Linked DNA regions of Homo sapiens: region 1 is linked to region 2. A link is an interaction called in ENCODE POLR2A ChIA-PET data of the cell type or tissue named here. Cell type or tissue: Panc1. All regions are shown on one strand. Each heading gives the region's core, and the rest is flanking DNA. Links, peaks and the distances in the headings are about the cores only.

Region 1 (5,297 bases), core at 882-4,881, 220 kb before region 2:
TCACAGCACACTGCAGCCTCAACCTCCTGGGCTCAAGCAACCCTCTCATCTCAGCATCCAGAGTAGGTAGGACTATAGGCATGTGCCACCACACCCAGTTAATCTCTCACTTTTTCAAAACAGAGTTTGAGAGCTTAAATAACTTTCTACCTCACTGGCTCCTCCTTCTCTCTCCTTTGCAGTTTTACTATTACAAAAAAAAAAAAAAAGTCTGGGTGTGGTGGCTCATGCCTGTAATCCCAGCATTTTGGGAGGCCGAGGCAGGCGGATCACCTGAGGTTGGGAGTTCGAGACCAGCCTGACCAACATGGAGAAACCCCGTCTCTACTAAAAATAGAAAATTAGCCGGGCGTGGTGGTGCATGCCTGTAATCCCAGCTACTCGGGAGGCTGAGGCAGGAGAATCGCTTTAACTCGGGAGGCGGAGGTTGCAGTAGCCGAGATGGCACCACTGCACACCAGCCTGGGCGACAGAGTGAGACTCCATCTCAAAAATAAATAAAATAAAATAATTACATAAATAAAAAAGAGTGTTGCTGTGTATTATTTGGGTGATTTGAATTTATTTATTTTTATCATTATTTTTTGAGATGGAGTTTCACTCTTGTTGCCCAGGCTGGAGTACAATGGCGCAATCTCAGCTCACCTCAACCTCTGCCTCCCGGATTCGAGCAATTCTCCTGCCTCAGCCTCCCGAGTAGCTGGAACTACAGGCGCCCACCACCACCTGGCTAAGTTTTTTATTTTTAGTAGAGATGGGGTTTCGTCATGTTGGCCAGGCTGGTCTCGAACTCCTGACCTCAGGTGATCCACCCACCTCAGCCTCCTAAAGTGCTGGGATTACAAGCGTGAGCCACCGCACCCAGCTAACATTCTTTTTTTTTTTAATTAAAGACTCAAATTATCTATCCTTTCTCTGTATAAATCCAGTTTAACTTCTCCCCTCTGAATTTCCCATTCTTGTTAGTTTGTTATGAATTTTTCCATAACTTTCTCTCTATATATATATCCACATAGGAGAGGCAGTCCAAGGCAATGGTTAGGGGATTGGTCTCTGGAGTAGGCCTTCCTGGGCTCAAATCTTGATTTTGTCACCACAAAAGCTGTATGATCTCAGATAAATTGTCTAATCTTTTTAAGCCTCAATTTCTACAATCTATAAAATGGGTGTGGTAACATTAACTATCTCATAGGGTTATTGTTAGGATATATGAGTTAATATGTGTAAAATACTTCTAATAGTGGTTAGCATGTGGTAAGTACTAATGGTTACTTATACACACCCATGGGAAAAGTGGAACATTATTTTGAGTATTTTAAAAACATAATGATGTCATAATGAATTTATGTCAATCAGCAATTCATTTTTTTGAGACGGAGTTTCACTCTTGTTGCCCAGGCTGGAGTGCAGTGGCGCGATCTCAGCTCACTGCAACCTCCGCCTCCCGGGTTGAAGTGATTCTCCTGCCTCAGCCTCCTGAGTGGTGGGATTACAGGCGCCCACCACCACGCCTGGCTAATTTTGTATTTTTAGTAGACACCGGGTTTCACCATGTTGGCCAGGCTGGTCCCAAACTCTTGACCTCAGGTGATCCACCTGCCTCAGCCTCCCAAGGTGCTGGGATTACATGCATGAGCCACCGCGCCCAGCCATGCAATTCATTTTTTTTAACTCAAAAATATATCTCAAAGATCCTCTCCTGTCAGTCCAGATCCATGGAACTTTTTTAAACTGCTGCTTAGTGTTCCATTCTGTAGGCAGTTGATTGAAATATTCCTCGATTTGTGAAAATTTAGGTGGTTTCCAATTTCTTACAACTACATTGCAATGAACTACTAATTGATTTCCTTATTTCCACTCTTGTTCCCTTCCCTCGATGATAACTGAAATTGTGAACAGAGTGGACCAGATGTGTCTATCCTTCTTTCCAGCCCTGAAATTCTGCTTCAGTGATTCAGACCACATAGTCTCCCATTCACAGAGAACGAGAACTTGAAGCTCAGCCTAACATAAGCAGGTAAAATGATAGGAGAGGAAACTCTTGGACCAGGCTTACCTCCTGTTCATTTGGAAGGAATTGGGAAGCTCTTGCATACATCCTGGCCTCCTGGCATTGCCTCATTCATTCATTTATTCATTCAGTCAGTTACCTTCTGCCTAGTAGTCCCCAGACAACAATAGTTCTGATGCTTCTTCCTTCCTAATATAAGGCAAACTACCTTTACCCCCACCTTGACCCAAGCCTGTCTACTCCATTGTTGGCAGGCACATGCCTGGTTGTTGGGTGATGTGGGTGCTGAAAGTGGGACAGTCACAGCCCAGGCAGACCCCTGCCCTCCCTTTGCCCCACCATCTATCCAGCTCCTGCCTTTCTCCTTGTATTGCCATCCACACTTCAGGGCCTCGCGAGCAAATGGTTTTGCATTTATCACCTGCTAATACACTAGATCATTTACTTATTTATCTCATCTGGCATCTGTCTTCTCCCCTAGAATAACAGTTCCACGAGGACAGGAATTTTGTCTGTCTTTTTACTGTGGTATCCCCACACTTAGTATGGTGACTTGGCACATAGCAGGTGCTCAATAAATGCTGCAGCAACTGGGCATTTGTGTGACTGGATGAGTGTTATCTCTTGGAATGAAACCTAGAAATGGAAGTCCTACATCATAGGGCATACTTATTTGACATTTTAATAGTTGTCAATAGGCTGAGCGCAGTGGCTCACACCTGTAATCTCTGCATTTTGGGAGGCTGAGGCGGGCAGATCACCTGTGGTCAGGAGTTCCAAACCAGCCTGGCCAACATGGTGAAACCCCGTCTCTACTAAAAACTAAAAAATTAGCTGGGCGTCATAGTGGGTGCCTGTAATCCCAGCTACTCAGGAGGCTGATGCAGGAGAATCACTTCCCGGAAGGGGGAGGTTCAGTGAGCCGAGATCACGCCATTGCACTCCAGCCTGGGTGAAAGAGCGAAATTTTGTCTCAAAAAAAAAAAAAATTAAAAAATTAGCCGGGCATGCTGTGAGGTGCTTGTAATCCCAGCTACTCAGGGAGGCTGAGGCACAAGAATTGTTTGAACCCAGGAGTCAGAAGTTGTAGTGAGCTGAGATTGTGCCACTACATGCCAGCCTGAGCGACAGACAGAGACTCTGTCTCAAAAAAAAAAAAAATAGTTGTCAATAGTTGTCCACACCCATCTATACTCCTACCTGCTGAGTTACCTTACAAATTTCTGATACTATCAAACTTTTAATTTTGGTTAATCTGATGGGTGAAAAATGGAACTTTCTTGTTTCAATTTCCTTTATTATAGTGAGGCTGAGCACCTTCATGTGTTTGATGGCCAGTTTTGTTTCTTCTTTTTTTTAGTGGAGGGTTGGGGGACAGGATCTTGCTCTGTCTCCCAGGCTGGAGTGTAGTGGCCTGATTTCAGCTCACTGCAACCTCCACCTTCCAGGTTCAGACGATCTTCCCACCTCAGCCTCTGGAGTAGCTGGGACTACAGGTGAGTACCACCATGCCCAGCTAATTTTTGTTTTTGTTTGTTTGTTTTTTTTGAGACAGAGTCTCACTCTGTCACCCAGGATGGAGTGCAATGGCATGGTCTTGGCTCACTGCAACCTCTGCCTCCTGGGTTCAAGCGATTCTCCTGCCTCAGCCTCCTGAGTAGCTGGGACTACAGGTGCGTACCACCATACCTGGCTAATTTTTGTATTTTTTGTAGAGACGGGGTTTCATTATGTTGGCCAGGCTGGTCTCAAACTCCTGACCTCGTGACCCCCCCTCCTCAGCCTCCCAAAGTGCTGGGATTACAGGCATGAGCCACTGTGCCAGGCCTATTAAGTTTTGTATTTTTTGTAGAGAAGGGGTTTTGCCATGTTGCCCAGGCTGGTCTCGAACTCCTGACCTCAAGTGATCTGCCCCCGCCCCCCACCCCCGGCCTCCTGAAGTGCTGGGATTACAGGCGTGAGCCACTGCGCCTGGCCTACTAAATTCTGATATACATGAGTTCTGGATTTTGTTTTTGTTTTTAAAGACAGGACCCAGCTCTGTCGCCCAGGCTGGAGAATCATGGCTCGCTGCAGCCTTGACCTCCCAAGCTCAAGTGATCCTCATACCTCAGCTTCTTGAGTAGCTGGGACTACAGGTACGCACCACCTCACCTGGCTAATTTTAAAAGTTTTTTGTATCTTGCCATGTTGTCCAGGCTGATTTCAAACTCCTGGCTCAAGCAATCTTCCCGCCTCTGCTTTCCAAAGTGCTAAGATTACAGGCATGAGCCACCATAACTGGCTGAGTGTGTTTCTGGACTCTTAAACTCTTCTACTGATTTCCCCCACTTTTAACTTCTACGACAATACCATACTTAAAAATACCTTTATTTATTTATTTATTTTTGAGATGGAGTTTCACTCTTGTTGCCCAGGCTGGAGTGCAATGGCGCGATCCTGGCTCACCACAACCTCCACCTCCCGGGTTCAAGCGATTCTCCTGCCTCAGACTCCCGAGTAGCTGGGATTACAGGCGCCTGCCACCATGCCCGGTTAATTTTCTATTTTTAGTAGAGACGGGGTTTCTCCATGTTGGTCAGGCTGGTCTGGAACTCCCGACCTGAGGTGATCTGGCCGCCTTGGCCTCCCAAAGTGCTGGGATTACAGGCATGAGTCACTGTGCCCAGCAAAAATACTTTTTTTTTTTTTGAGACGGAGTCTTGCTCAGTCACCCAGGCTGGAGTGCAGTGGCGCGATCTTGGCTCACTGCAAGCTCCGCCTCCCGGGTTCATGCCATTCTTCTGCCTCAGCCTCCCAAGTAGCTGGGACTACAGGCACCCGCCACCATGCCCGGCTAATTTTTTTTGTATTTTTAGTAGAGACAGGGTTTCACCGTGTTAGCCAGGATGGTCTCAGTCTCCTGACCTCGTGATCCACCCGCCTCGGTCTCCCAAAGTGCTGGGATTACAGGCGTGAGCCACCGCGCCAGGCCAAAAATACCTCTTTTTAGACAAGGTGCCATGGCTCATGCCTGTAATCCCAGCACTGTGGGAGGCTGAGGTGGGAAGATCACTTGAGTCTGGGAGGTTGGGGTTGGAGTGAGCCGTGATCCTGCCACTGCACTCCAGCCTGGGTGACAGCAAGACCCTATCTCAAAATAACAAAACAACCACCACAACAACTACCACTCCCCCATCCCTTTGTTTTTGAGGTAGAGTCTTGCTCTGTCGCCCAGGCTGGAGTGCAATGGCACCATCTTGGCTCACTGCAACCTCTGCCTCCTGGGTTTAAGTGATTCTCCTGC
Region 2 (5,297 bases), core at 922-4,921:
TGAACCCAGGAGTTCGAGACCAGCCTGGGAAACATAGCAAGACCCCCATCTCTACCAAAAAAATAAAAATTAAAAAGTTAGCCAGATGTAGTGGTGTGCGGCTGTTGTCTCAGCTACTCAGGAGGCTGAGGTGGGAGGATCACTTGAGCACAGGAGTTCAAGGCTGCAGTGAGCTACAATCGTGCCACTGTAACCCAGCCTGGGTGACAGAGTGAGACCCTTTCTCTAAAAAAGAAAAGAAAAGAAAGAGAGAAAGAAAGAAAAAGAAAGAAAGAAGGAAAGAAAGAAAGAAAGGAAGGAAGGAAGGAAGGAAGGAAGAAAGGAGGGAAGGAAGGAAGGAGAAAAGAAAAGATAAGAAAAGAAAAGATAGCACAGGACAAGGTGGAGGTGGAATAATGGAGGGGCTATTTGAGATAAGCTGGTCAGAGAGGGTGTCTTTGAGGAGATGGCATTTGAACAGAAGTGTGGAGGAGATGAGGGGGTGAGCCTTGTGGATATCTAGGGGAAGAGCATTCCAGGCAGAGGGAACAGCCAGTGTATTTGAATAGAATTAGTGAGGGGGAGAGGGTAGGACAGAGAGGAGAAGGAGACATTGAGCACACAGGGCTGTGGAAGGTGCTGGCAGTGCCCCACCCAAAATCCACTAGGGCCTCCCCAGAGGTCACCTGCAGACACTGCTGTGTATGCCTGTGGCTTCCTGCTTCTCTCTGCTCATGGATGCAGGTTGAGAGGGGAATGCAGTGAATTAATATCCACGAGTGTGAACTCCTACCAAGAAAAGAGAGTCGTTAGTGACTGTATACTCTAGCTTCTTTGCCCCTCTGTGAGAGACCCAAGAGGAGGCTGCTATAATCATCTAGGCAGGAGAGGGTGGCCACTGCACCAAGAGATAGCAGTGGGGGTGGTGACCAGTGGTGGGATTCTCAGGGCCTTTGCACATACTCCCCCATCGTTCTGGATTAATTTTCTCCCATGCCTTTATTCACGTGTCACTATTCCATATCCCCCACTGCTCAGCTTGGGGTTACCTCCTCCTGAGGGTCAAGAGTCCTCTCTGGGCCCCCACAGTTTTTTGGACTTCCCTTGTCTCTGTACTTCCCATACCATCTTTGTTCTCTAAACACCTTGCTTTGTAATCATGAGCTCCCCAGGGCAGAGACCTTGTCTGTCTTGTTCACTGGAAAAGTGTCCCCCTCTCTGGGTCATCACCCACCTCCCTGCTGCTGCTCACACAAGCCAGGCGTGGTCCTGCCTCAGGGTCTTTCCACTGGCTGCTGCCTCTGCCTGCACTTTTCCCTGATGTCTACATGGTTCCTTCCCTCACCATCTACCAGCTTTTTTTTTTTTTTTTTTTAAGATGGAGTCTCACTCTGTTACCCAGGCTGGAGTGCAGTGGCACAATCTTGGCTCACTGCAACCTCCACCTCCTGGGTTCAAGTGATTCTCCTGCCTCAGCCTCCTGAATAGCTTGGATTACAGGTGTGTGCCACCATGCTCAGCTAATTGTTGTATTTTTTTAGTAAAGACAGGGGTCTCACCACATTGGCCAGGCTGGTCTCAAACTCCTGACCTCAGGTAATTTGCTTGCCTCGGCCTTCCGAAGTGCTGAGAATACAGGCATGAGTCACCACGTCTGGCCCAGTCTTTTCTTAAATGGCACCTTTTCAATGGAGCCTGCCCTGACCACCATGTTTAAAATGCAACTTCTGCCCCTCCTGCTACTCCTGATCAACTTCCTCTGCTCTAGTTTTTCTTTTTCTTTCTTTTCATCATAACTTTTGTCACCTCCCAGCATGCCTTATAATTTACTTATGGTTATTGTTCATCTCCCTCTGCTAGAAGAGAGGCTCCTTGAGGGCAGGAATCTTTCATTCATTTCTTCACTGATGTCTCTCAAATGTCTAGAACAGTGCCTGGCTCCCACAGTAGGTGCTTGATAAACAATTTTGAATGAATGAATTAATGAGCAGAGTCAGAATTCTACTTAAGGCAGATTCTCTCTGAGGCCAGATTCTTAAAGGTGAGGGCTGGGATCATGCCTTATCCACTAAAGTACGGGGATTGGGTTTGTTCTCATATGCTGGGAAGCTGCTGGAGGGTGCTGAGCAGGCACAGATATGATTGGGTTTACCTTGTGAAAGCCCCTGTGGCTCTGGTGATAGGATGGGTGAAGAGGGGCAAGTGCAGTGCATTCCTCTGAGATACGTGTGTATGTGTTGAGCGGACAGGAGGGTGAAAATGGGGGCTTGGGGAGGTGACAGGGCTGGAGCTGCACTGAGAGAGCAGTGAGAGGAACCCCTTTAATGTCCGGATTCTCCAAGCAGCCTGGGTGGCTGCCCTACCAGCTCTGGCTGGGCCTCCCAGCTGCTGAGAACATGCTCCTATGCTGCAGATGGGCTGTGTGCTCGCCTGGGTGGTCCCTAGCTCCTCCCTCCACTTCCTTTGCACCCTTGTGGGCTTGGTGGGTGGAAGACAGGCTTCCACCCTGTCTCCTCCCCGACCCCGAGAATAATCCCTTACATTCATGTGATTCTCCTCGCGCCCTCACTTCATCCTCCCACATCCCTGGGTAACACAAAAATCTGAATCCCACTGGGCAGATGAGGACATTGAGGTCAGGCAAGGGGATGGGACCCTCCCAAGGTCATGCAGCCAGATGGGGACACCAGGTGGGGACATGTCTCCCAACTCCCCACGCCTCCATTTTCACCAGGCAACAGATGGCCCATGGCTTGACTTGAAAAATCTTAAGTGATCCCAAAGAGAGTGCAAGCCCAGAACATTCCAGCCCTCCTTGAGCTGGTTTTTACTACTACCTTTTAATACCAAATTCATTCATTTTAATTTCTATAAATGGATTCTTCTTACGGAAACTCAAAACATTACAGAGAAGACTAAGCTCTTTTTTACCCCCCTCCCCCTCTTCTCAGTTCCCTCTAGTATCCCAGTTTGGGTGTGTCTTTTCAAAACTGTGATATGCATTTAAAGACATAGCTGTCAACCCAGAGAAAACCCACAGGACTATTGTGAGATGGTAGGACAGGAAGGCAGGTGGAGGGCATTGCACACAAACCTAGTGCTTCGCAGCATTGCTCTTGGACAGCTTTGATTGACATTTAGATCTCTTTTCTATTTTCTAATAGCTGCAAAATATTCTATAGTGAGGCCAGCACAGTGGCTCACGCCTATAATCCCAGCATTTTGGGAGGATGAGGGGGGCATATCACTTGAGCTCAGAAATTCAAAACCAGCCTGGGCAACATGGCAAAACCCTGTCTCTACAAAAAATACAAAAAGTAGCCAGGCATGGTGGTACACACCTGTAGTCTCAGCTACTCAGGGGGCTGAGGCAGAAGTTGCAGTGAGCCAAGATTGCACCACTCCCCTCAAGCCTGGGCAACAGAGCAAGATCCTGCCTCAAATATATAAATATATATTCTGTAATATATATATATATATATATATATATATTCTGTAATATATATATATATATATATATATATATATATATTCTGTAGTATTTTAGCCATATAGTCCATTTGTTTATCTCATTTTCTACATTGAAATTTACGTTTCATTTTCATACACTGTAGTACAGTGGGTTGAGTTAATCCTGCCTCTCAGTTCTTAGCACGTGGTCATGATTTAGTCTGCAAGGACTCTTTCTTGTTTATATCATTTTCTCCCACCTCCACTCACTTTTAACCTCACTGAAACCCTCTCTACTGTATTTGATATGTCCTTAAATACTCAGAATTTCTTGCAAAATGCGTCATGTTGTTTTATGTGTTTCTGTGTTTTAAAACTTCTTAGCGGGACCAGGAGCAGTGGCTCACGCCTGTAATCCCAGCACTTTGGGAGGCCGAGGTGGGTGGATCACCTGAGGTAAGGAATTAGAGACCAGGCTGGCCAACATGGCAAAACCCCATCTCTACTGAAAATAGAAAAATTAGCCTGGTGTGGTGGCACACGCCTGTAATCCCAGCTACTCAGGAGGCTGAGGCAGAATCGCTTGAACCCAGGAGACAGAGGTTGTAGTGAGCTGAGATCGTGCCACTGCACTCCAGCCTGGGTGACAGAGCGACACTCTGTCTCAAAACAAAAATACATAAATAAATACCAAACCACATACCCGGTTTATTAGTATCAACTAAAACTGAGCATACCTGACAATTCCAGTCCTATCATTGGGTGTAATTCCACACAATAGAAACGCATACATACATGTACCCAAAGACACACACAGAGATGTTCTCAGCTCACTGCAGCCTCTGCCTCCCGGGTTCAAGCGATTCTTGTGCCTCAGCCTCCAAAGTAGCTGGGACTACAGATATGCACCACCACACCTGGCTAATTTTTGTATTTTTTGTAGAGATGAGGTTTCGCCAGGTTGGCCAGGCTGGTCTCGAACTCCTGGCCTCAAGTAATCCTCCTGCCCTGGCCTCCCAAAATGTTGGGATTACAGGCATGAGCCACCGCTCCTGACCCTGGGCATGTGTTTTGAATCCACATAAACATTATTGAGTTGTAAGTCATGTTCGTCTCCTCCTTTTATTTTTTATTTTTGCCTCTCCTGATGTTTCTCAGATCTCTCCATGCACTCTAGCACTCTAGGTACCTCTAGCTCCTTACTCCTCCAGCTCCAGAGAACTGCAGAGCTGCCTCTACCTCATTTCACTTGTCCACTCTCTTGATTATGGACACCTGAGTTGCTTTCTGCCCCTATCAACACACACAGTGCCACACTGGACATCCTATGTGGTATTGCCTTGTCATAGGGCACACACACACTTCTTCTTCCTTTTTTTTCTTTCTTTTTTTTTTGAGACAGGGTCTCACTCTGTTGCCCAGGCTGAGTGCAGTGCCCTGATCACAGCCCACTGCAGCCTCAAACTCCCGGGCTCAGGTGATTCTCCTGCCTCAGCCTCCCAAGTAGCCAGGATTACAGGCACACACCCCACCATACCTGGCTAATTTTTAAAAATTTTTAGTAGAGACAAGGTCTCACCATGTTGCCCAGGATGGTCTCAAACTCCTGAGCTCAAGCGATCCTCCCACCTTGGCCTCCTAAAGTGCTGGGATTACAGGCATGAGCCACCGTGCCCAGCCTTCTTTTTCCTAAATGCTGCCACCTTTCTCTCCAGGATGGCTTCCTCATTTTCACTCCTACCAGTGATGCACATCTTCGCCAACTTTGGGCATTTCCACCTCTCTATGGCCTGCCAGTGTGGTGGCTGTAAGTAATGTATTTACTCAGCCCGTCTCTTGTGCATAGACATTTAAGTTGTTTCCACCTT

Evidence for each region. ChIA-PET counts read pairs that join two places held together with the same protein. Peaks named below come from ENCODE experiments on the same cell type or tissue, not always from the same donor. Only the 100,000 strongest peaks of a DNase experiment are listed, where the experiment ranks them.
Region 1: POLR2A ChIA-PET joins it to region 2 with 6 read pairs; 3 of 35 experiments call an interaction of 5 or more read pairs at or near these places.

The regions. Positions count from the first base shown.
Region 1 is chr20:31,731,888-31,737,184 of GRCh38, forward strand. No RefSeq gene overlaps it. Among named protein-coding and RNA genes, the nearest start is that of TPX2, 4.8 kb to the right of the region's middle. In Panc1, for the core only: no CTCF peak of the experiment used is centred there; no DNase peak of the experiment used is centred there.
Region 2 is chr20:31,954,367-31,959,663 of GRCh38, forward strand. No RefSeq gene overlaps it. Among named protein-coding and RNA genes, the nearest start is that of PDRG1, 5.0 kb to the left of the region's middle. In Panc1, for the core only: no CTCF peak of the experiment used is centred there; no DNase peak of the experiment used is centred there; H3K27ac peaks cover 2,304 bases.